Regions from separate parts of the Mus musculus genome. Here region 1 is linked to region 2. Evidence: chromatin loops called from intact Hi-C (ENCODE). Cell type or tissue: left cerebral cortex. All regions are shown on one strand. Each heading gives the region's core, and the rest is flanking DNA. Links, peaks and the distances in the headings are about the cores only. Region 1 holds the start of Kcnj6 (potassium inwardly-rectifying channel, subfamily J, member 6). Region 2 holds the start of Gm41507 (a long non-coding RNA gene).

The links. Peaks named below come from ENCODE experiments on the same cell type or tissue, not always from the same donor. Only the 100,000 strongest peaks of a DNase experiment are listed, where the experiment ranks them.
Region 1: a loop joins it to region 2, with 4 times the contacts of the local background. A loop is called at or near these places in 2 of 42 quality-filtered maps.

The regions. Positions count from the first base shown.
Region 1 is chr16:94,991,703-95,003,790 of GRCm38, forward strand. It overlaps Kcnj6 (potassium inwardly-rectifying channel, subfamily J, member 6), which reads right to left and starts at 5,994. Exons shown (of 4, transcript NM_010606.2): 1 at 5,485-5,994. It overlaps Gm31407 (a long non-coding RNA gene), which reads left to right and starts at 6,526. Exons shown (of 2, transcript XR_385080.4): 1 at 6,526-7,022; 2 at 9,256-9,576. In left cerebral cortex, for the core only: a CTCF peak has its summit at 6,067; DNase peaks (open chromatin) are centred at 2,724, 3,476, 4,255, 5,316 and 1 more place; H3K4me3 peaks cover 3,815 bases; H3K27ac peaks cover 3,265 bases.
Region 2 is chr16:94,717,798-94,729,885 of GRCm38, forward strand. Gm41507 (a long non-coding RNA gene) reads right to left here and starts at 7,347. Exons shown (of 2, transcript XR_876285.2): 1 at 6,946-7,347; 2 at 5,531-6,763. In left cerebral cortex, for the core only: a CTCF peak has its summit at 6,567; DNase peaks (open chromatin) are centred at 4,215, 6,371, 6,621, 7,114 and 2 more places; H3K4me3 peaks cover 1,548 bases; H3K27ac peaks cover 1,145 bases.

The sequences.
Region 1 (12,088 bases), core at 2,719-10,718, 270 kb after region 2:
AAGTCTATGATATCATCATTGCTGAATGGCTTGCGTTATCTCACTGTAGAGGTAAGCCACATTTCCATCCCATCAGCCACTGGCAACTGTGTGGCTTAGCTGACATTCTTCTTTCCCTTGCCTGGGAACAGAGTGTTCCAGACCAAACTGGTCCTTCAGCTTGGATCTCTGAATGAAGAAGACACAGGGGCAGAGCCTCTGCTAGCCAGCAAGGGAGGCTCAAGGGAGTAGCGAGCCTTTGTTTTACAGCTGCTGTGACTCCACTGAACCCAGAGAGAAGAGACTAATACACTTAGACCTCTATCTAAATACATTTATGAGACTCCAGAGCCAGGGCTCTTAACCAAGGAACAAATCACCTGTCAAGCAAGCTGCAGCACACATACAGGAATTCCTGCTGAATGACACGAAAGAAATGCAAACAAACAAACAAACAAACAAGCCAGTTCTCATGTTGCACAGGGAAAAAATAGATGCCTGTAAGTTTAAAGAGAATAGAACCAAGATTTAACCTAAACCTGCGGATGTGTTTCCCGCATGGTGCCTAACTGCTCTCAGGCTCCACTCAGCAGCCACTGCATGGGGATCTTTTCATGCACGTATGTCCCTGCCAGTCCTTTTGTTAAGATCTGACACCAGAAATGGTATCTCTGTGGCTAAGGATTGGACCCTGTGGGGGAGGAGACTTAGCTAAAATTTGTTCAGTAGACATATCATCATTTCATAGTTTGTGGTCCTGGATCAAAGCTGAGTAGCGGAGAGGAAAGGGTTAAGGACCTCTGCCCAACCTGGATGAATCTGCATAGAGGTGAATCAAATCAAACCATGTGGATAAAACTCAGCATTCACTTTCTGTACAGCAGTTAGTAAAGTCGGTAGATAGTCTTCCTGAATTTTTAACAGTGTACCAATTCAAATGGCTATTTGAACACTGATCACTGAGTAAAGTAATTCTCTGGAGGTTTAAATAACTATATATTAATAAGCAGATGCATATAATTGGTTTGGGGTGTGACTGGATGGAGGCTATAGATTAGGACACATTTAAAGATATCAAAGGCATGTAATGTTACCATTAATTAATGCTGCTGAATGATATCAATCAGGTGCATATTTTAGGCAGTGTAAGGATAAACCTTGAATCCCATTAGCCTATTAAGTGCGATTGCCATGACCCCTTCTGTAATGGATCCTAGTTATTTCTAGAAGCAACTGTTCATCATTATTCAAAATATATTTTATACCAAATGGCTGTGTGCTGTTTTGCTAGATTCTCAAATACTTCAACTGCCACGAATGGAAATGGCAGCTAGCATGGAGCTCCTAAGGCTTTGGAAGCATTCTGATCCGTTCTCAGCGTAGCAGCCAATTCCTACTTTCCTGTTAATACAAATTTCATAGTTTGGTAAAACTCTAGGATGAATTAATTCTCTTTTGGCACTTACGTGACAATTATTACAAACCGAGGAGATCACAGGTACGAACCCATTAAGTTCTAAATCTGAATTAATATTCCACCAGGCGTAAAGTTCTCATACAAACTATCACAAATGTGATTTAGAAAGAATGATCCTTCGGAGGAAAACAAAACCTGCCTCTTTCTGCTCTCCTTCCCCTTCTCCTCCTCCTCGCCTCTTCCTTGGCCTGCTCTCCTTTCCAGCCCACATGTTACTTCTGTTGTATTTGAGTGAGGGTGAGGTTTTGTTCTGATCTGGCTTAGGCCGAGCTTCCCTTTGTGCTGGTTCCCATCAGCACGGAATCCTGGAAGGCAGACTCGTTTTTTTTCTATTTGTAAACATCGGGGGATGGTGCTAAGGTTCGATTAGGGTTTATTCACATGTTTTAATAGCCAATGGGCCTTCCTGCTGTTTATTCTAAAGCTGCTTTTCCATTTATAAACACTCTGTAAATTAGAAAGGGTTTGTAAGAGGGAGAGAGGTAAAGAGGGAGAGAGGTAAAGAGGGAGAGATGTAAAGAGAGAGAGAGCGAGAGAGGGAGAGAGGGACAGAGGGACAGAGGGACAGAGGGACAGGACAACACATTTGCCTAGCTCAAAGGAAACCATCTATGTGAGTCCTACAGACCCAGTAAAGACTTGGGCCATAGACACAAATGTGCTGCTTGCTGATGTCTCAGAGATATGAAGCTAAGGCATCTGTGTAATTTTTGAAAATTATGAGAATGAGAATGAGACCTGCGTGCAGGGACAGATCTTATGGAGTTGCTCTCCTTAACTCATCTTATGTGCAATGGGTAAACCGTTGATCTGGAGTGTGCTGTCGACCCCAGAAGGCACAATGGCACTTTACTCAGTGATAAGCCACCAGGAAGGAAGCAAGTTGTAGTTTGGAAAATTAGGACCGAATCTATAAGCATGGAATCCTCTGTGACTAAAGGCTATTAGGTGAGAAATCAATTGATTACCACACAGAATCCACTGGAACTAAAGATAGAGCAGTTTCCTAATCTTGCTTCTAGATAGCCTTCTCTTCTAAAGTTTATGAGAGAATCTGAACTTTAAATCCCACAGACAGGCCACTTTATCCAACAGCCTCTGCTGCTGCATGCCTCTAATCTCCACTTTCCTTCTGTTGGTAACAGCAGATGGATCAAAGCCAGAGTACAGCTTGTTTAAGTCCCAAAATATTCTACACATCACTTCTATTTCAGATAGCAAGCCGTATAAATTAAAACATGGACAAACTTGTCAACAGCCATCAGGATTCAAAATTCAAAAGCCAGTATAATCCCTCACCCCCTTCCCCGTGTTCAGAACACACAGCTCTAACTTCACCAGCTAGAGACGAGTTAAAAATCTAACAGCTATATACATATTGCTTTAACCACGTCCCAAACACTCTGCATGCATGCTCTTTAGGAAACATCAACATGTCCACTGTGTTGGAAAGCCCAGTTTTATACCACGTTACAAGTCAGTACCAACTTAAGATCTCACACACAGATGTGTCCTCAAGAGAGGATTTCCTTAGAAGTGCTGCTGACATTCGACTCCCTAAACCTTGTTGATTCCGTACTAATTGAAACCTGCACCCACTGCATCCGGATGCCACCGCTCAAGGCTTTTTACTTGATATGCAGTAGCTGGCACTGTGTTTAATCAGCTAAAACTGACGGGGGCCATGGCCTGTGAAGGAAAAAAAAAAAAGCAAAGCAAACCAATGTCTAGCAAGGTAAGGTGGAGTGGATCCTGGTACTCACCTGAATCAATGTCCAGATGAACTTGAATGCTAAGACTCCCCCAGCACAGGTTCTCCTTTGTTTATATTACTGGGAAGGATTCCTCCCCCCTCACTGTGTCTGCAATCGTGGAAGCCAGTTACCGTGCTCATAAGCTGACTAGAGGAGCTCACAGCCGGCTTCTGCCTCCCTAACTCTTGCTCCTCATGGTGCTGAGGACCCAGCCAAGTCTGGATGAAGGGCAAACTGTTTCTCTACTCTCTTGGATCTTGGGACCCTAGGCAGGAGTTGGTTGGCTGGTCTCTTACTGGTCAGGATGCTATCATGGCACTTTCCCAAAATCTATGTCCAAAAGAAAGTTACAGAAGGGTGTGAGAGAGGCAGGAGCCTGTGAACGTTTTCTGTGAGTCAGATACTTGGTTCAAATTCAACTGTTTTCCTCGGGATCTGATCTCACTCGAGCACACGTGTGTGTGTGTGTGTGTGTGTGTGTGTGTGTGTGTGTGTGTGTGTCACACACGCGCTTGTGCGTGCGTGTTTCCTTTCCTCGAGGAGGGATATTTTCTATGTTCTCAGGTCAGCTTTGATCTTTTGCGGTTTCAGTGTTTATTTTGAGCAGTTACTCTGATGCACCATCATGCATGAAATGGTTGATTTGCTAACTCCTGTGTGCCACATAATTCCATGGATAATCTGACACCCGAATTCAGCACGAACAGGGAATTTGATAGATAGAGATTGCCTTCCCAAGACCACAAGATCTAGAGTTTGCTAGGGGCAGCCATCCTATCAGGGACATGAACTCGCTGCACCTTGCTCTGGCCTTGGTGCTGAAACCAGAACCTGCTCAGAATGGCATCTACGGAAACTTTGCCATGTTGGAGGAGAGCCTGACAGGATATAAGTGCCCTCTCGTGGATCACTCTTAGGGAGCTGGACCCAGCTGATACCCTAGGATACCCTTAGGGCACACGGTGGGCATTTTTTTGCCTGGAGCCAAGAAAGTTTTGTCCAACGGTTTTTCCTGTCGCTGGAGCTGCTATGTCTCCTCCCACCTGGGTCGCCATGGAGACTCAGCGCCTTCCTTCTCCAGGCAAAATGGGCGAAGCTTAGTTAGCTCAGCCCTGATTGTAGCAAGCCCACTTTCTCGGACATTGTCCTTCTCCATTTTTATTTATTTATTTATTTTTTACCAAAAGAAAGCTAGCCAGGGCATTAGTGCTTGAACGGAAGTGCATAGCACACGGTACCTGAGAGCTCCCCAGGACCCGGAGACTTTGGAGAAAGCAGTTGGGAGCACACTGAAGCTATAATGAATTGCAAACTCCCAGACACTGGAGGGTTCCCCCCTCTCAGTCCTCTCCTTTTGGGGGAAGTAGAGGTGAAGAAGGGGTTGTTTGGAAAATTCTGTTATTTCCTTTTCAATAAGCTCAGGTTGTTTCTGTGACCTTTTCTATGTAGATCTGTTCCCCCTCTAATATTCTCTCCATATTGAACCCTGTATATATACCTGTGGATCCACCCAGGGCTTATTAGGCGTGGGGAATAAGAATACCATTTCAGTTAAAAAACTAACCCAAGCTTAACGTCTTGATACAAATGAACACATATCCAGAGAGAAGCTAAGTTAGCAGATTCATCTAGCCCCTAAATGCCATAAACACTTCGTGTGACCCTGGTGTTCCCTGCTTTCAGTTAGTTTACTTAGTCCTTGTCTTTCATCAGCACGGCACATCTCGGGTTTACTGATGAAGACTATGAGAAGTCCTCCCCTGTCTCAGGTTCATTTCGCCCTTCTGCTCACTTTTCCTCCTTCGCATCCTCTCCTCTTTATGCCCAAACAGAACAAGGCTACCGCTTTCCACCAAGACAATGGGCTTTTCCTAACTCTCCCTGCCTACCCCACCAGCCGCCCCTGCCTGCGGGATCATCTGTATGTTTGATCTTCACTAGAGGTGCTGGAGCAAGGTCCACAGTAACTGACCCATTCTCTAGCGCCCAGGGCAGGCAGACCCCTCCTCCCGCCACCCACCCAGGCGAGTTTTTAAGCAGCTAATGAAAACCCTATGAGACACATTTCCTTTTGGTTATGTAACCAAAGGCAGCTTTTCCTGCCTCTGGTGGACTTCAGCATCATGTCTCCGCTGAGTAGGGAATGCAAGCAGCCACAGTGGGGCTGGGGACCTGGCAGCCAGGACCCGAAGGCTCGAGGATCCTAGGACACGGAACATCTGTCTGGGATCCATGCCAGCTCCTCGCTTTCAGCAACTCAAACGCACTGCTTACCTTGTAGTGGACAGGGTAGGTTCACTCCATCCTGATCGCCTCTCTCGGAACGGAGCAAGATTCAATAATTCACTCCACGGTGAATGGCGAGGGAAGAAAATACAAGAAAAGGAGGAAACAGACCAACTGGAAGCAGATGGTCCAATTTCACATCAGCCCCGGCAGGCTTTCAGGAGACTCCATTCTGCTGCTAGCGGTTGGGTCCAGCTCCTGCTCCAGCTCCGACTCGCCGGTTCCCGCGGATCCCCACCCTCGGCCCGCCCAACCTCTCCAGCCAGGTGCTGCCGTCTGGTGACTGGCTCCCTCTGGCTGGAGGGCTGGGCGCTGGGGCCACCGCGGGGCAGAGGAGTGCGCGTGTGGGCAGGGACTGAGGAGGAAGCCCGGTTGCGAGGAAACTGGGGGACAGCCTTGAGTGGCAGAGGGAATAAATCCTCGTTTAGGAGCAAAGTGATAGACCTTGCAGGGAGACGTCATGAAAGCCGCAGATTCAACGAATGCTACTCGGTTCCAGCCCCACGGGCTGAGCCGCGCTGTCAGCGCACGAAGCGACGCGTCTCTGGATAAAAGCGGGCGCAGCGCCGCGCGCTGGAGAACCGAGGCGACACAGTGATCAGCTTCGCGGCGAGGCGGAAGAGATGGAGCCGGACCCTAGCTGCCCACCCTTCGCCCAGCCTCTTGTTCTTTTTAACCTGCAGTGGACTCAGGCGCTAAAACAGGGGAGCGCCACCGAGAAATAGGGGTTTCTAGTGCTGGGCGTGAGGAGTCTTTGGGTCTTAGATGCACAGGAACCTTCCATTCCCTCATGTCACTTAAGTCCTAAACTTGAGGATCAGTTTATGCCTACTTGTTATAGCTTCTCTTTTAGCTTTGACGAAAATTGAAAAGTGGGGTTTCTTCACTGCCATCCATTGGGCTGAAATAGATCACACGTGGCCAGCACAGCCCAGAGAGGCCTTAGCCAGCAAGAGGGGCCTGAGGGTGGGGGTGAGGGGGGGGGCCTGCAGCCCAAGACTTTGCTCACACAGATCTAAGAGCAAGTCTGTGCTGTGCTTTCTCTATCCTATCCACCACTCCAGGGACGTAGTGCCAGCTGCTGCCCCCACCCCTACTTTGGTTAAGCTTTCTGAGCTTTCTGAGTATAATCTCAACTGCCTGTAAACACACACACCCCTCGGACAGCCACCTAGTTTGGATTTAACCTGCTTTTGCATGGTTCTTTCAGGGGGCATCCCACAGTACAACCTGACTTTCTTTTACGGTCATTTTGCAAGCAGTAGCTCATTTCCAAAGCCTTCTCGCATCTAGCTTCCACCCAAGTACAGACCTGTTTATGCATTTTTAACCCAAGGAGAAATAGTTTCGCAAGGGTCTGTAAAAGTAATTGACACCACTGGCTGATAATTCTATAATGGCCCTATTAACCACGGGGTATTCTGTTTACTTCACAGCTCAAGAAGGTGACCCTTTCTGATGAAGGGATTCATCGAGATCTGCTCTTAGCAGTGAATGATATTTTATTCTAAACTCGCGCTCTAAAAGTAGGTGTGCATGCATGTTCATGCATGCGTGTGTTGTGTGTGTGTGTGTGTGTGTGTGTGTGTGTGTGTGTGTACCCACAGAGTATAGAAGAAAGCATCATATTACCCAAAGCATGAGTTACAGGGAATTATAAGCTGGGTAGTGTGGGTGCTGGAGTAGAATCTGGGTCCTCTGTAAGAGCAATGCAGGCCCTTAAGCTCTAAGTCATCTCAGCCCCTATTTGTATCTTTTAATGTCTCTCAGGAAGACTGTCTGCTTTCTGAGCCAACTTTGCTACAGAAAGGTGTTTACCTCAGTTTGCATCAACAGCTGGGCCCTCCTTACCCACACAGGCTACGAGTTTGTATTTGTTGATGATTTTCCCCGAGGGACTGTGATCTCAGTTGCTCGTGCCTCAGCTTTTGTGTGGCATTCAGAGGCATTACTATGCACAACATGTGATCTTATGCTACATAAGTCTGCTGGGCTTAGCAATTGTGTCAGAAATGAAGACAAAGCAAGGCCCTGGCAGAACAATGCCCTAGGGGCCTAGGGGTGTTAGCCCTGGAACATTAGATCAGTTCTCAGCACTACTGTGTAAAGAGTGCTTTATTTAATCTGCAAAGTGGGCATGGCTAGTATATATTTCCATCAGAATTTCCAAAGTGTCTTTCTCACAGGGCACTTGAAATTAGACAGTGGAGATATGTTCTATCTCCATTAACCCCCCAGAACCCCCAGCATGAAACTGCAGCTAGGGTTGTGTGTGGTCCTCTGAGCTTCAAGAATAGTACACAACTGTGCTTTGAATGGGACAGGTCACATTTAATTGGCATGGGGTTCTGTGAGGCCATCTGAATTCATCTATTCCCTGGAGCTCGGACAATGAGATCTGCCTGAGTGTATCAGTTGTGCTCAGGGGCTGCAGGATGCTGCCCCTCAGAGCCCTCAGGGACCCACCTCTCAAACTCCTGAAGCACATTGCACTTGCATGTCTGCAATGTCTCATGCCTGTCCTACAGTGTCAAATGCAGGCCAGGCAAGGAGCCAGGAGGATTTCCTCCTAGAGGTAGAGCTGTGCTCCGAAGCTGACATTGGCCCTGGCTTTTAGGATTAATTAATTATACAGGTGAGCCTGATCCCTCCATATATCAATTCTTAATAGAGGCCTATTAGCCAGTAAAATCGACGGAATGAATGATCTCTGCGGGGCACCATTTGTTTTGGCCTATCCTTTTCCTCACCACGGACTGGGTCAATTTACAGCTCAGGCTGTCTTCCTGGTGCATATGCAGACCAGCCTTGCCCTGAACTGGTGTGCAGGGGTTTTCTGGCTGCTTGGTCAGGGCTTGTTACCAACTTAAAACCTTGGGTTCCCATGGAAACACAGTTCTTCTGCTCCTGACAACTCCCCTACAAGTAAAATCGACGTCCAAACTTAACTCCTAATAGTCAGGGGTGATAGATGAGCTGTAAATTTCGGTTTGTGGTGATTAAAGCATTTTGATTTATTTATCCTAGGGACTGGAGTTAAGGGCTCAGTGGTTAAGGGCATAAATACTCTTCCAGAAGACCTACCCACATGGCAGTATCGATAACTCTGGCTCCAGGGGACACGATACCCTCTTCTGGCTTTCTCAGGCAACAGACATGCAAATAGTGTACAGACATACGTGCAAGCACAACACCAAACATGTACAATAAATTAGAAAGTTTTTTTTTTTTTTTTTTTTTTTGAGGCAGGGTTTCTCTGTGTAGCCCTGGCTGTCCTGGAACTCACTTTGTAGAAAAGGCTGGCCTTGAACTCAGAAATCCGTCCGCCTCTGCCTCCCGAGTGCTGGGATTAAAGGTGTGCGCCTCCATGCCCAGCTAGAAAGTTATTCTTTTCTACAGTTCTGCTTCGAAAAGACTGGATGACTCCGTCGGGTTTGTTAGAGGGAATAGTGGAGCTTCTTTTCCCAAGCCTGTCTGTGCACTGGAAGATGATTCTTAAGGCATTTCCAGGTGTAAATCAGGAAGGGTCTTCTGCTAAGTCAGGTACATCAGCTGCCTACTCTGTTTTAGGGCTCACCTTAGGCACGTTCACCCCCAGCTATTCAGTCATGGCTTCTTATTCCTTCTGGCACACTTTGATTTTCTACACCACTTCCTTGTGTCGGAACAATACTCACTGTCTTAGCTGATATTAAATTAGATTCATTTGTAAGTATTTTGACGTCCTTTTTCTTTTTTCTTTCTTTTTTTTTTTTTTAGTTTAGTTCCATGACTTTGTAAATGAGTATAATCCAGAGACTCCTTTGATCGTCGCCTCTTTCTCATAATGATGTGTTATTAGCCTCACTCTTCAGCAGGTAGAGATCCTTTTTAATCACGCTGTTCCCCCAAGAATTCATTAAAATACAATTAAAAAGTTATAATAGCTTCAAATACATTTCAAAAAGACCACCGGAGGGTGAGGGTTAGATGAACAGTTGTGTAAAGGAAGCCTATTCGTCTCCCGCACCTCTTTGGAGAAGTCGTTCCAATGAACATGGCATTTTCTCAAGGACGAAAATAAACAAACTGAATGTGTGAGATGCTCTTTCCTTGGTTGATCATTGATGAGATGATCCAGTTCTTTGTTTTTCTTTTTTCCTGACTCCACTAACGGCAAGGCTGAGCTGGAGAGAATGATGTCAAAATCTCCTCTCGGAGTCATCACCACGAAGGAAACAACCATCCACAGAGGACCTTGTCTGCTCTCAGAAGTGGTGTTTGCCTGGGACCCCCAAGTGTCTGAGTCTCTTCAGGAGTGTGTTCCCCTGCCTGCTATGCCTTCTTCAGTGAAGTCAACAAGATACAGCCCTAGCTACCCAAAGGCATGCCAAGTGATGGCTCCGTCCTGCATTGTGTATGAGACTCAGACATGAAGCTAGCACATTGAATCTTCACTAGAGATATTCCTAAAGGACCCTCTCCCTCTCCCTCTCCCTCTCCCTCTCCCTCTCCCTCTCCCTCTCCCTCTCCCTCTCCCTCTCCCTCTCCCTCTCCCTCTCCCTCTCCCTCTCCCTCTCCCTCTGCTCCTCTCTCTCTCTCTCTCTTCCTCCCCCCACCCCCATCTCTCAATCTCCTTCTGCATCTGACAGAATACTGTTTGAAATGGTCTTCTAGGATCTAGGTCAACAAGTCCTGCTTTGGAGGGAGTTCTGGCATGTCATGTCTACTGCAAGTGTGTGTGTGTGTGCATTACCGACTCCCTGTGTTATTGTGACTATTGTGTGTGCTATGCACATCTACATATGTGTGGGCGGGGAACTAGAACAATCCGCACACAGTAAGTGATGGAGTAGATATGTAGATGTTTAGAAGGTAGAATGAGCTGAACATCCAAGGCCAAGAATAGCTGCCCAGTAATGAGTAATGAAGTAATCAGTGATGTCCTGCTTGTAGGTTCTTTCGTCTAGCTCCTTCCTCATTCCAGAGTGTGCTATATTTTAGTTAATTTTAAGAACCACAAGTAAGAATGGAGGGACAGACCGAGGTTACCCAGGAAGATGTCCTGCAATCAGAGTTTGGTGTACTATATCCCAATAAATGCCATCTGTCCATAACAAGCAAGTTCTGTGAGATTTCAATGCAGTCTCACCCTTTCCCCCTTAGTAAGATTGGAGGAAACGTCTTGCAAACTCTGATTGGTGAGCAAGCTTGATTTCAGAATCAAATGTCATGGTAGAAGGATGCTGTGCCCACAACAGGCAGCTCACAGCCACCTGGAATTCTAGCTCTGAGAGATCTGATGCATGCACACCAGGAGGCCATTTTTTTTTTTTTTTGTAGTTTTCCCTGAACTTTGGAGGGGGTAATAGAAGTCGCATTTTGGGTCAAATACTCCGTGTCATTTGGGATAATGGTATCCTGTATTAGTACTTATTTATAATGAAATCACAACAAACACAATAGCTTTAAAAAAATACCCATTTGTTTAGCACATAGCAGAAGTCTAACAATTCACGCCTGAGTTCTCTACTTAGGAGACCCACACTAAGATCAGCAAGACAGACAGTAGGCTCTTGTCGGTGCTTCTGGGGAAGAAGACACCTCGAAGTTCATTTCCACTGTTGCTAGAATTCAACTGCCTGCCTTTGTATAACCAAGGTCCCTGTGGTCCTCCAATGGAGGTGTTCCCCGAAACCCCATCTGCACCCATCACTGTATGGACTCCCTGTCTGTGAGGCAGAGGTGGTACATGGAACCTTCCCCACAGTTCATTTCTCTAACTTCTCCCTCGGAACCAGCGAGGACTCTCCTTGTGTATCAGGCTTATGTGGTTAGGTGAGGTCCACCCTCGGGTCATTTATTTATTTCATGGTCAACAGACTTTGACACCCAAATCATGCCTGAAAACCCCTTCACAGTGGTGCCTGGAGTAATGCTTGGCTTGAGAACAAATAGAAGTGTTATTTGATATTGAATTTAATAACGAATTCGGTGTCATAAATATTGGGGCATCTTACAATTCTGCCTACTACTTTACTATCTAAGGGCATTTCGTTTTTGAGACAAGGTCTCATAAGCTCAGCTCCAACTCCATATGTAGTCAAGGATGACCTTGATGGACCCTCCTACCTTCTCTCTCTCTCTCTCTCTCTCTCTCTCTCTCTCTCTCTCTCTCTCTCAAAGATTTATTTATTTAATTTATTTTATGTATAAGAGTACACTGTAGCTCTACTGATGGCTGTGAGCCATCATGTGCTTGCTAGGAGTGAAGGTTGCTTGCTACAGTCAGTCTCACTTGCTCCAGCCTAAAGATATACTTATTATTATATCTAAGTACACTGTAGCTGTCTCCAGACACCCCAGAAGAGGGCATCAGATCCCATTACAGATGGTTGTGAGCCACCATGTGGTTGCTGGGATTTGAACTCAGGACCTTTGGAAGAGCAGCCAGTGCTCTTAACCACTGAGCCATCTCTCCAGCCCCTTCCTGCCTTCTCATCCAGAATGACAGGATTATCAGCATGCACTCTGATGTCTATTGAATGATAGCAGAGAGAGAACAATGTGTCAATAGTGAGGTTTGTGTGAGAATCTAAGACACATGTTATTA
Region 2 (12,088 bases), core at 2,266-10,265:
GCCACGGGAGCAAGACTCTAGAATGACACATAATGCCAAGTGTGAAGCTCTTATTCTAGAAAATGTGGGTTTTTTTTTCCCCCATAAGAGTGTCATGTATATGGGCACTGATTTTCTTTTTAAATTTAAACAGTTTTCTCAGTTTCAATATGGCAAAGATTGAGTGCCATCTCTCATGTAAACAAAAGCTTCCTGGCATCTTAGAAGAAGGCTTTGAGCCTGAGTTTCTCTGCTTTCCCTCTGCATACCTTAGGTAGAAAGAAAAAAGGAAGATTGTGAACGTTCCCCGGGCCACATTTGGCCTGTGCTCAGTGTGAGGGGCTCAGTGGGACTGCTTGAACTTCATGGTATTGCAATCTCATGGGCATGGAGCCTTGATGGTCACCTACTCCGACTCCTTTGGGCCCTTTCAAGACACCTTGCATAATAGATCCTGAGACACACTGGTGACACACAAGGTATACTATATGCAACGTGAGGCAGAACAAATGGCCCATAGTGAGACTACTTGCATAGGCAGTAACAGGGTAGGGAGGGTCCTAATCCAGTATGCTTGGTGGCTAGACTAGACCTGCCGGGAAGAGTGTGTAGAGAGGAGAAAGACATCGGGGTGTGGCTCCAATCCTGTAACTAAAACTTGGCAATGACCTGGTCTGGAAGGTGGGTCTGGTGCCTTTGAGGGCACACCCCTGCTGATAATGTCAAAGACAGACTCCAGAACTGTTAGAGAGGATGATTCTGCTACTTAAATCCTGAGGTCAGGAAGCCTGTGAATGACGATGCTGGACTTGCCTGTCACAGAGAGCAGTTCTCATTGGAGAGGTTGTCTGTTAGTCCCACTCATTCCTGTGCAGGGAAGAATAGCCTTCAGGCAGAGTTGGTGAGACTGCCTTTAGCCCAATGTTGGAAGCTTCTTCCTGGGCTGTGGGCTACCTCTGCAGCAAGCAAGCTCTCGAGAGCTGATTTACACAGATCTCATGACCTGGCCCCCCAGAGCTATCATGAAACAGCAAGATGGCCTGGGTCATTCATGGCTCTGGGAGGCTACAGGCCAACCAGGGCAAGCCTTACCCTTAACCCTGGGAGCTCACAAGTGGGACATAGTTCCAGAACTCTGCATCGTTTGTGAAGCTTTGGGAGGGGGGGGATCCTTTAAAGGCACCCACCGAGTCTTTGTGTGCTGGGGTAGGCTGCAAACAAGTTATTCTGAGCCAGCACAGGCTGTGCTGTTAGCAGTAATAGTATTTTACTGCTGGTATCCTGGAGAAATGTTGGGTTGGGGGAGAAGAGCAGAGATGAGTTTAAAAATAGAAAGCTGTAATTAGCCAAGCATGGGTTTGTTCTTGAAGGCATCAATTACTACGGCAACCACACACCCCAGATTCTGCAGGGCAGGCTCCGTGAGTGGATCCTGACTTTTTACAGGAATTAGGCTCTGCTGAGTGTCTAATGGGATTTAACATTGCACAGGTCTGTGTTGCCACTGACACATTAATTCACAGTCGCAAACAAACTCCATGTCATGTCATGACTCTGCCTTTTTGTTATGGAAAAAAAAAAGTCATCCTGGTCTGATGCCCTGGGCTGTGGTCCTGTCCTGTGGTTGAGAACCAATTATGAAGAATTAGGAAGGTGTTTGTCAAATGCAGGGCTCTGGAAGTCTAAGGTGGGAGTCCCACCTAAGTTTTTGGCTTAACGTTTTGTGGGATACAGAGCCAAGGAGCTAGCTTTCCAGTTTCTGCTGTACTGGGCACAGACCATCTTCCAGAGGGCTGCCCGGCACAGACATGTAATCTGCTCTTTCTTCTGTCAGGCATGCAGGTGCCCGCTGGGTATGTGCTTAAAGGGACACATCAGAGTCTGGGGGACCAGAGAGAAGGAGCATTCCTGTTAGGGACAGAGGGTGCTGCTGCTGTAAGCCATAAACTCAAGGACACATATGGGGCTGGGAAAGTTATTTTCCATTTCCTGCAGATGACAGAGAGGCCAAGAGTCTAGGCGTCAAGGACTGGGAGAAGGTGGGGGAGCCCCCCTGCAATGGTGGGGGAGCCCCCTGCAATGGTGGGGGAGCCCCCCTGCAATGGTGGGGGAGCCCCCCTGCAATGGTGGGGGAGCCCCCTGCAATGGTGGGGGAGCCCCCCTGCAATGGTGGGGGAGCCCCCCTGCAATGGTGGGGGAGCCCCCTGCAATGGTGGATGGTCACTTTATCAATAGAAATCTATATTTCCCTCACTTTTAGTCTTGCTGTAAATACCTGCTAGAAAGGGACATTTGATCTAGGTCACAGTTCTCAACCTGTGGGTCACCTTTGGGGTTGAATGACCCTTTCATAGGGGTCTCCAAGACCATCAGAAAACAGATATTTACATCCCGATTCATAACAGTAGCAAAACTGCAGTTATAAAGTAGCAATGAAAATAACTTTATGATTGGGGGTCTCCACAACGCAAGGGACTATATTACAGGGTTGTAGCATTGAGAAGGTTGAGAACCACTGATCTAGGGAATTAAAAACAATTATTAAAAATTTTATAACAATATATTTTGATTATATTCTTTCCTCTCCCCCAACATTTCCCAGATCCTTCCCACCTCCCTACCTAACCAACCGTACATTTTCTCTTCCTGTAAAAACAACCCCACCTAAGTAAAACAATATACAAAAAAAAAAAGTAAAAACAATAAAAAGAAAAGAAACCCCAAATCACCAAACAACGAAACTAAACCCACAAAACATGGAGGTCTGTTTTGTGTTGACCAAGTACTCCTAGGCACAGGGCCTGCCCTGGAGTGTTGTTGATGTGGCCAGTGTCACTCCTTTGAGGACCTCTCACTTGCAATAACTTCTTGGTCAGGGGCGGGGCTTTCGGTTCACTTCCCCTCTTAGTGCTGGGACCTGGTCTGGCCTGACTCAGTGCAGGGCTTCCAGGAGCTGTATTGTCTGAGTTCACCCGTGCTGGTTCCTGGGAGTCAGCCTCTCACTCTTACAGTAATTCTGTCTTTTCTTCTGGTAGATTTCTGGGTTTTGAGGAAGGGGTCCGATGAAGATATCCCAGTTAGGGCAGAGTGCGTTAGGGAGGTCTCTCACCCTCTGCACATTGCCCAGGGGTATTTTGTCACCATCTGCTGCAAGAGGGAGATTCTCTGATGAGGGTTGAGTGATGCTCTGACCTGAGTCACAGCTGGTGTGACAGCTGTCTGGTCCAGGGACTTTTTTTTTCTTTTTTCTTTTTCTTTTTGGTTTTTTGAGACAGAGTTTCTCTGTGCAGTCCTGGCTGTCCTGGAACTCACTCTGTAGACCAGGCTAGCCTCGACCTCAGAAATCCACCTGTCTCACCTCCCAAGTGCTGGGATTACAGGCGTGCGCCACCACTGCCCGGCTAGGTCCAGGGACTTTTGTTGGAAATAAGAGCTAAAATAACGATGGACACATGGAGTCTACAAGGAAGGCTGACCTGACCTGACTTAACTCCTTGCCTCCCAAGCATCCCATGGTTCAGCAGTTAAGAGTGCTGCCTTCTAGCCTTCAGACGACTGGCTTGTACATTGGCCCGACGTCCACTCAGCTTCGGGAGGCAGTATCTTCAGACACTAATGTTTGGGGGTCTGAAAGTATGTTCTGTGGGCACCAGTACCCACAGCTGCAGAAGCCCGTGAAGCACAGAATTCCAGCCTCTTCTGACGAAGATTTCAGAGTGGAGGAATGTAGGGAATCTGCATTTGTTACCATACGTAACTCCTTGATTTTCTTGTGCAGCATCTTAACAAGTGGAGCTGAGCTCTGAGCACCCCTACCCTGCAGTCCCTAAATGGGGAGTATTATTTTCAGAGCTCTGAGGCGATGCGTCTGAATTCCTTTGGTCTGAGTGGCATGGCCATGTGTGTCTTTATAAGGCCAGGGCCCTGCCAAAAGATAACCACAGGTGGATCCAAACGGCTCGTGCTGCTTCTAAAGATAGCAATGTCAAATCCTGCCGATGACTCTGTAGGCTCAAATGTGTTCTCAGCTGCACAGCCTTATATAGAGAGGCGAGGCCCCAGGACGGATCTGTGGACACACGCTATAAAGCACCCCCCCCCCTGCTTTCAGAACTCTGACACGTCGTTCTCAGCAGCTGAAGCCATGTGCTGTGACTATCTTTGGAGCCTCCCCAGCCCTGTTTAGTGCACAGCTGAACTGTAACTGTTGCAAACATCTGGAGTGGATGAGATGGGAAAGGAGACCCGCAGTGATTGTGGATTCTGGGGAAGATGGACCAGTGGTGGTGTGGTAGATAGGTTGGGTGAGTCATGCTGGACAAACACCTTATCATGCTCAAATGTTATGTTCTCCAGGCTGCTGTCCTCTCTTCTATTTTAATCAGAGCACTCTTGCCTTTCTGATGTAAATGTATCCATGTTAGAGTTCAGCTCTCAAGTGGCTGCCAAAGGCTCAGAAGTTAAGGCTTTAGCACGAGCGTGGGACATGGGCGAGGGGCTCTGGTACTTTCAGGAGGCGAGGGCTGCTGGAAGGTCTGTGATCCTTTTGGAACTCCCGCTCAGAGCCCACTGGCTGTGCCTCTGATAGGGACCTGCTGTCTTTTGGGAAAGGCACAGACAGCATAGCGCTCGGGCTATGCTGGGAAGTGGGTGGGAGAGGAGAGGAGCAAGAGAAAGGTAAGGTCAGGAACCAAGAGAAAGCTTATCAGCTCCCGGACTCTAGAATCACCTGGGAGATGGGTCTCTGCGTACACCTGTGGGGCACTCTTGATGGTGCTCAGTGAAGTGAGCAGAGCCCACGCCTTCATTGTGGGCGAGACCATTCCCTAGGCAGAGGATCTTGGACTGTATTAGACGGAGAACACCACCAAATATTCCTCCTCCTGTTTCATGACTGTGGGTGCCCTGTGACCAGATGCTTCAAGCTCTTGCCACTGTGGCTCCCGCTTATGGGTTCCCCTTGACCTGAGCTGCGGGGAGAGCAAACACTGACCTGTACAAAAAATACTCATACATCACAAGGAGAGGGCTGACTTCAAGCCAGGTGCACTCAACGCTCTGAAGCGACACTTGCTGAGCGCCTCAGAAGAGTCAGGGAAAGCCTGCTCGGGCTTCATCTTCCCTCTTCCAAGCCCAGTGGGTGCAAGGGTGCACGCTCTCAACGAAGGGCCCAGTAACAGCGCCCAGTCAGGCACAAGGAGGGGGTTCAACTGGTGTCACCTGGACAGGGGACCAAGTATACTGTTCACTCCTAACAAGTGCTGAAGAGCACACGGCAGACCCATCTCCTTTGACCTCAAGGTCACTTAGTAGGACCAGGGAGGAAGGTGCAGGTGAGGCGATAGCACGGGTCTGAGATGCTTGCTCTAGGCGTGGGCGGGGCAAAGCTCTCATCTTTCTGAGCATCAGGTCTCAACCCTCCTGGGCTGTGGTTGCAAAACACACTGTGCCATGGGCCACCCCAGCCAGATATGGGGGTCCCCGGAACGAGGGTCTTCGAAGGCTAGATGGGTAAGGATTTGGCGGCGACCAACAGAAACATACACAGAGGCAGTTTGAATCTGAGTGTATTTTTTAGCTCTCAAGCAAGGATTTTTATGCATAATGAAATAAGTATTACAACTCTTAGAAGATGTGTTTAGTGGGGCAATCACGGATTGGACAGATAACATCATTGTTATTTGGCACAGCAAAGCACAAAATCATCCGAGGCTAATGGCATATTTCCAAGAGCGGGTTAATACATTTTATGGTCAGTTATTATTTAACATCTAGTACCTGATTTTTTTTTTTTTTGTGAATCTTCAAGGTGTGAATTTTAAATTCTATTTTAATTCTTTTTTATTTAAGTCTTTCTTTACCATATACCAAAGCCCACTTCTGACAACACACACGTAGCCACGTGAAATTTTGTTGTTGGGAAAGTTTTGAATCTATCATAATACTATTTTGTAATTTTGTAAATGATTTATGTTTTCTGGGAGATAAGGTCATGGCTAGTGACCCCATCTCAAGGGATGGTTTCTTATCCAGTTTCTCGATTAAAATCTCATCCTAGGCTATCAGGAGCATCTTGTAAATAAGAAAGGAATAGAAGAAGATAAAACAGATAAATTGCCATGAGAACTACGGCTCAATATTTTGCTCCGGCCAAGAATTCCACAACTGGTTCCAGGAAGCCTCCTTCTTTTGAAGCTTTAGCCTCAGTTTGTGGAACTTGTCACACAGATTCTACTGGGGTTGGTGTGGCAACAATGTAAGTTGTTGGGCGATGAGATCCCAGGGGCTAGGCACAGGCAGACTCAAACCCTAAGAGACTGTCTGATCCTGTTCCCATGACAACCGTCCGCAGCTCACATTGGCTGGCGCTCTGATTGGCAGTCTTGGTGGCAGAGTGCTCGCAATGCAGGGCGGGTGCAGGTCTCCTTCCTGGGATGTCCGCAATTGTCTCCGCTCAGGCCTCCCTGCAAAAGTCTTCAAGGCCGTGTTCCCTTGGGAATGCTGATGGGACTTGAGTGGCCTCAGGGCTTCCAGAATGGACCTATGGGGACGCCCTAGTGTCTTTTCTAGGAAAGCTGCTGTTTCTTTCCCGGAAGAAGGTGGCGGGCTGATGCTGCCCTGGTTCCTGCGTGAGTGCGTACGCGTGTCTGGGAAGTCACGTGTACATCTTAACGTCACACTTGCCGAATTAGGGATTCCTACCAGCCTCCTCCTAGAGTCAGCTTGTTGCGTCAGGAGTCCAGAAGGTCGCTCGCTTGGAAAAAGACTCTCTGCCTAGAGGGCGCTGGGAAACGGAGGAGGGTGTGGGTCATCAGCAAAAGGTGCACCCGCTCCTGCCTGCCATGCCCATGTTTCAGCCCCTTTGGGCTGTTTCATCTTTCACTCCGTAGGACAGAGATTGAAGAGGTTTCAACCCTGATCTTTTTGATCATCAAAATTCAGACATTCTCCCTAGCCCAGCCTTACCGTTTATCTAGTTAGAGCAATGAGATACAAGAAGCTTTGCTGTAGGGATCCACCTGTCCTGGATTTGTAGTCAGAGCGCACTTGGTGGATGCAGAAGGGAAACCGGCTCAGGACAAGCGTGGGCGCTCACCACAGAGCAAGGGTTGCTTCCTGTGCGTTCTGACTCCTGGTGTTACATCCCTCCTTTACGCTTGCTGACATCGCCTGTTGTCCTGTGGGTATTCCGAGCTTAGCAGCTCCCACGTTGCTTGTCTCTGAGTGCACCACAACACACACACACACACACACACACACACACACACACACACACACACACACACACCATGTGCGCGTGCGTGAGCGCGGCGCGGATCCAGCGTAGGCTGTCTGAGGCACTCCCTCTCATAGCCAATGTTGGCTAAATTCCATCCATCTTCCCCTTTAGGATGTTTTTATTTTCTGTGCCTTTCCAGCCCATGTCAGCGTGACACTCAGGTCTTCGCTGCAGTCAGCAATTACCTCTCTCTGCTCACCAGTGAGCTAACTTCTGGCTTTCTGGGTATATCTGCCAGTGATAAGACCTGCCCTTCCATTTACTGGTCTTGTTTCCTCTGTCTCTATATCTACGATATCTACGTCCTCTGCCCACGTGCTCACTTGAGGAAACTCAAGTGAAGCACTATATATATATATATATATATATATATATATATATATATATATATACACACACACACATATATACATGCATGCATACATACATACATATATACATACACACATGTACACTATATACATACACACATATATATATAGACACACACATCCTTCATATCCTGTATATATACATGTGTGTGTATATATATACACACACACACGTACACATATATACATACATATATACACACACATATATACATATATATACATATATATATATGGCCATATATGTGTGTATGTATCCTTCATATATATATACACACATGTACACATATATATACATACATATATATACACACATGTACACACATATATACATACATATATATACATATATAAATATATACATATATATAAGGCCATATATGTGTGTGTATCCTTCGTATATGTATACACACACACACATCCTTCATATCCTGTATATATATGTGTGTGTATATATATATGTATGTGTATATATATCCTTCATGCACACACACACACACACACACATATAACCAGATGCAACTTTCATGGATCTGTCTTCACCCTCCCTCCACCTAATTCAAGACAGGCTCTCTCTACCCTTGCTGCCCTCACCTTCTAGAGCACGGGTCAACCTGTGGGTTTCAACTCCCTTGGTGGTCACATATCCGATGTCCTGCATATCAGATATTTACATTACAGTGAGATTCATAACAGTAGCAAGATTATAGTTATGAAGTAGCAATGAGATAATCTTCTGGTTGGAGCCACTACAATGGGAGGAATTGTATTAAAGTTAGGAAGATTGAGGACCGCTGTGCTAGAGACTCCCCTATTTGCCTCTTACTCCCAGCAGTGGTACTGGGGTGCAGATGCCTCCTTTGCTCCAGGCTCCACAATCTCCCATGAGATTGTGAGATCTGAACTCGGGCTGGCAGGCCCACCTCACAAGCATGTTACCCATTGCTCTATCTCCCGGTCCAGGATGGAGCTTTGATTCCTGCCTCTGGTCCCTGGCTTTCCCATGCAGACCCAGTTCATCCAAATGACAAGCAGTCTTCTGATATGCCTAAAAAGTTTTTTAACATGCTTATTTTAACTAGCTCTATTTACATATAGTAAAATTCATCAATTTTAGTGTTTGATGGTTTAATAAATGCATATACCTATGTACCTATTACCTGAACTGACACATAGAATATCCTATCAGCTGTCCCTTGTCTCTCAGGGATCCCTTGGGACTTTTATCTATTTAACTTTCTTTGCCCCTGAATCCAGAAATGAGTATGATTCTGTCAGTGCAGTGAATTTCTGCTGTAGGTTAAGATAAATAAGGCCATGTAGTATTCCTCTTCTTTTTGTTAAAAAATTCTTTTAATGAAAAACTATTTTATTTTATGTATATGGGTGTTTCTCGTGCATGTATGTCTGTGCACTGTGCAGGGCGAGGGTATCAGATCCCCTGGAGCTAGGTTTCCTGATGATTGTAAGATGCTGTGTGGGCAATGGGAATCAACCCTGGGTCCTCTTAACCTAGGAGCCATCTATCTCTCCAGCCTTAAGGGTTATTTTTATTTTTATAGCATGTGTGTGTACATGTCTGATGAGTGTATTGCACACGTGTGCAGGAGCCCACGTGTTGAGAGCTTTTGGTGCTTCTTTTAGGGATTTGGCATCTGTCACTGGGCTTAGACAAGAATAAGAATATCAGAAAAAGCCAGGCGTGGTGGCGCATGCCTTTAATCCCAGCACTTGGGAGGCAGAGGCAGGCAGATTTCTGAGTTCGAGGCCAGCCTGGTCTACAGAGTGAGTGCCAGGACAGCCAGGGCAATACAGAGAAACCCTGTCTTGAAAAACCAATAAATAAATAAATAAAAATAAAAAATAATCAAAGAACATAGGTATTAATTTGAGACTGGTGGGAGGCACGGGAGGGGCTCCAGGGGTGGAGGAGGGAAAGGAGGGGGAAACCCTGTCTCGAAAAAACCAAAACCAACCAACCAAACAAAAAGAATATCAGAAGCAGTGACCTTGGGGCTTTGTTTACTACTTCACTTAATTATTACCTTGTGTGTGATCCTTTTGCTTGCTACTTTACTTAATTACTGTTAGCTCTGTCTAAGCTCTGTCCCACAGTTACCTGGCAACAGCAGGTGTGCCTGATTCACTATAAAAGGGGCTGCTTGCCCCCTCCTCTGCTCTCTCTTGCTCTTGCCTTCCTGCTCCTGCTTTGTCCTCTCATCCCCTCCCCCTTCTCTCCATGTGTGTATGGGTGGCCTCCCCTCCCCCTCCCCCTCCCCCTCTCCCCCTCTCTCCTTCTACTATCCGTGAATCCTAGCACTTGGGCAGCAGAGGCAGGCAGGTCTTTGTGAGTTCTAAGTCAACCTGGCCTACATAGTAAGTTCTAGGATGTAGCTACAAACCCTTTGATCTAATGGTGAGCTGACCGCAAATACACTGGTACAATATTGGCACAAAAGTTATGCAAGTAACCAACTACTACTTGATTTGATTTAAGACCACTCCATGGGGTGGATCCTATGCCCAACACTAGCCTGAGACGAGATATGCCATGGACCTAGGAGAAAACAAAATACAACTGTTTTGCTAAACATTTTAGTAGTAAAATGGCTCCGAATGACATCCTGCGGTATAGATCTCTGATTGCAAAGCCGTGATCAGAGTGGCTTCCTTCTGCAGTAGATGGGAACAAATGAAAAGACCCACACAGCAGGACAATGTGCAGAGAGCGAGAGACCTTGGAGCGCTCAGCTATAAATGGGATGTCTCCATCAAACTCCTCAGTGCTTAGGGAGGAGGCTGGAAGACTGTAAGAGTCAGAGGGGGTGGCAGATACCAAGTACACAAGGCCTTCAAACAGCCCAACGGATGCCCATATGAGCCTACAAACCCTATGGTGACATGCTTAGGACCTGCACAGGTCTAAGCCAAATGAGGTGCCAGTGCTGGGTGGGGGAGGGTCACAAGTCCCCACTCCTAACCCAGAAGCTGTCTCCAGTCGACAATCTCCAACAGTCAAGGTATACAAACCACACTCTGGGCAGATGCAGAGCAATGGATGCCAACACAAAACAAAGTCAGTGGCCAGTGGGATTCTGGAGGGTTTTTGACTCATAATGATTTGTCTGGACTTTTTAAAAAATATATACCTTCTAGGTCCTTTGCTTCTATATTATGGTTTCCAATTGTATGTGTGTGTGTGTGTTTTTAAAAGATCTATCTATCTATCTATCTATCTACCTATCTATTATGTATACAGCGTTCTACCTGAATGTATGCCTACAGACCAGAAGAGGGCATCAGATCCCATTACAGATGGTTGTGAACCACCCACCATGTGGTTGCTGGGAATTAAACTCAGGACCTCTTAACCTCTGAGCCATCTCTCCAGCCCCCAATTCTGTGTTTTTATGAGATTTCTGTGTGTGCATGTGTGTGTATCTTTGCATCTTTATGTGCTTTTGTTCTGCTTTTTCTTTGGCTCTTTTTGGTTGGTTGTTTTATTCTATTTTGGTTTATTTGTTATTTGCCTGTTTGCTTGAGAGGAAGTGGGGAAGATCTGGGAGAATGCAGGGGAGGAAAACTCTGATTAGAATATAGTGTATGAAAAATCTATTTTAAATAAAAATGAATTCTTTTTGAGACTGGATCTCTCTATGTAGACCAGGCTGGCTTGGAACTCAGACATCCTCCTGCCTCTGCCTCCCAAATGCTGGGATTAAAGGTGTGCACCACCACACCCAGCTAAATTTCTTTTTAAAAAGAGGGTGCATCAAATTAAAAATCCTCTACATGGGGGGACATGTAATATGAGCAAAGTACATAGAAAACCACATATGAACATGCTATCGTGAGGCGTAGCACTGTGTACAATGAATATACATGCTAATTAAAAATGAGAGTGGGCTGGGAACTGACCCAGTGGGTAAAGCACTTGCCGCCCAGGTTTGATTCCCAGCAACCCACAGCCATCTGTAACTCTCATTCCGGAGGATCCTGCTCCCCCTTCTGCCTGCTGTGGGTACTGCACATGTATGGTATATGGACTACAAGCAGGCAAACACTCAAGAGAGAGGAAAAGCATGCATCCCTCACAGTCCTAGAGGCAGCCCTCTCCCACGGTCCTGTAAAACACGGTCTTAGTCAGGGTTTCTATTCCTGCACAAACATCAGGACCAAGAAGCAAGTTGGGGAGGAAAGGGTTTATTCGGCTTACACTTCCACATTGCTGTTCATCACCACAGGAAGTCAGGACTGGAACTCAAGCAGGTCAGGCAGCAGGAACTGATGCAGAGGCCATGGAGGGATGTTCCTTACTGGCTTGCTTCCCCTGGCTTGCTCAGCCTGCTCTCTTATAGAACCTAGGACTACCAGCCCAGGGATGGCACCACCACCATGACCTCCCCTCTTGATCACAAAATGAGAAAATGCCCCACAGCTGGATCTCTTGGAGGCATTT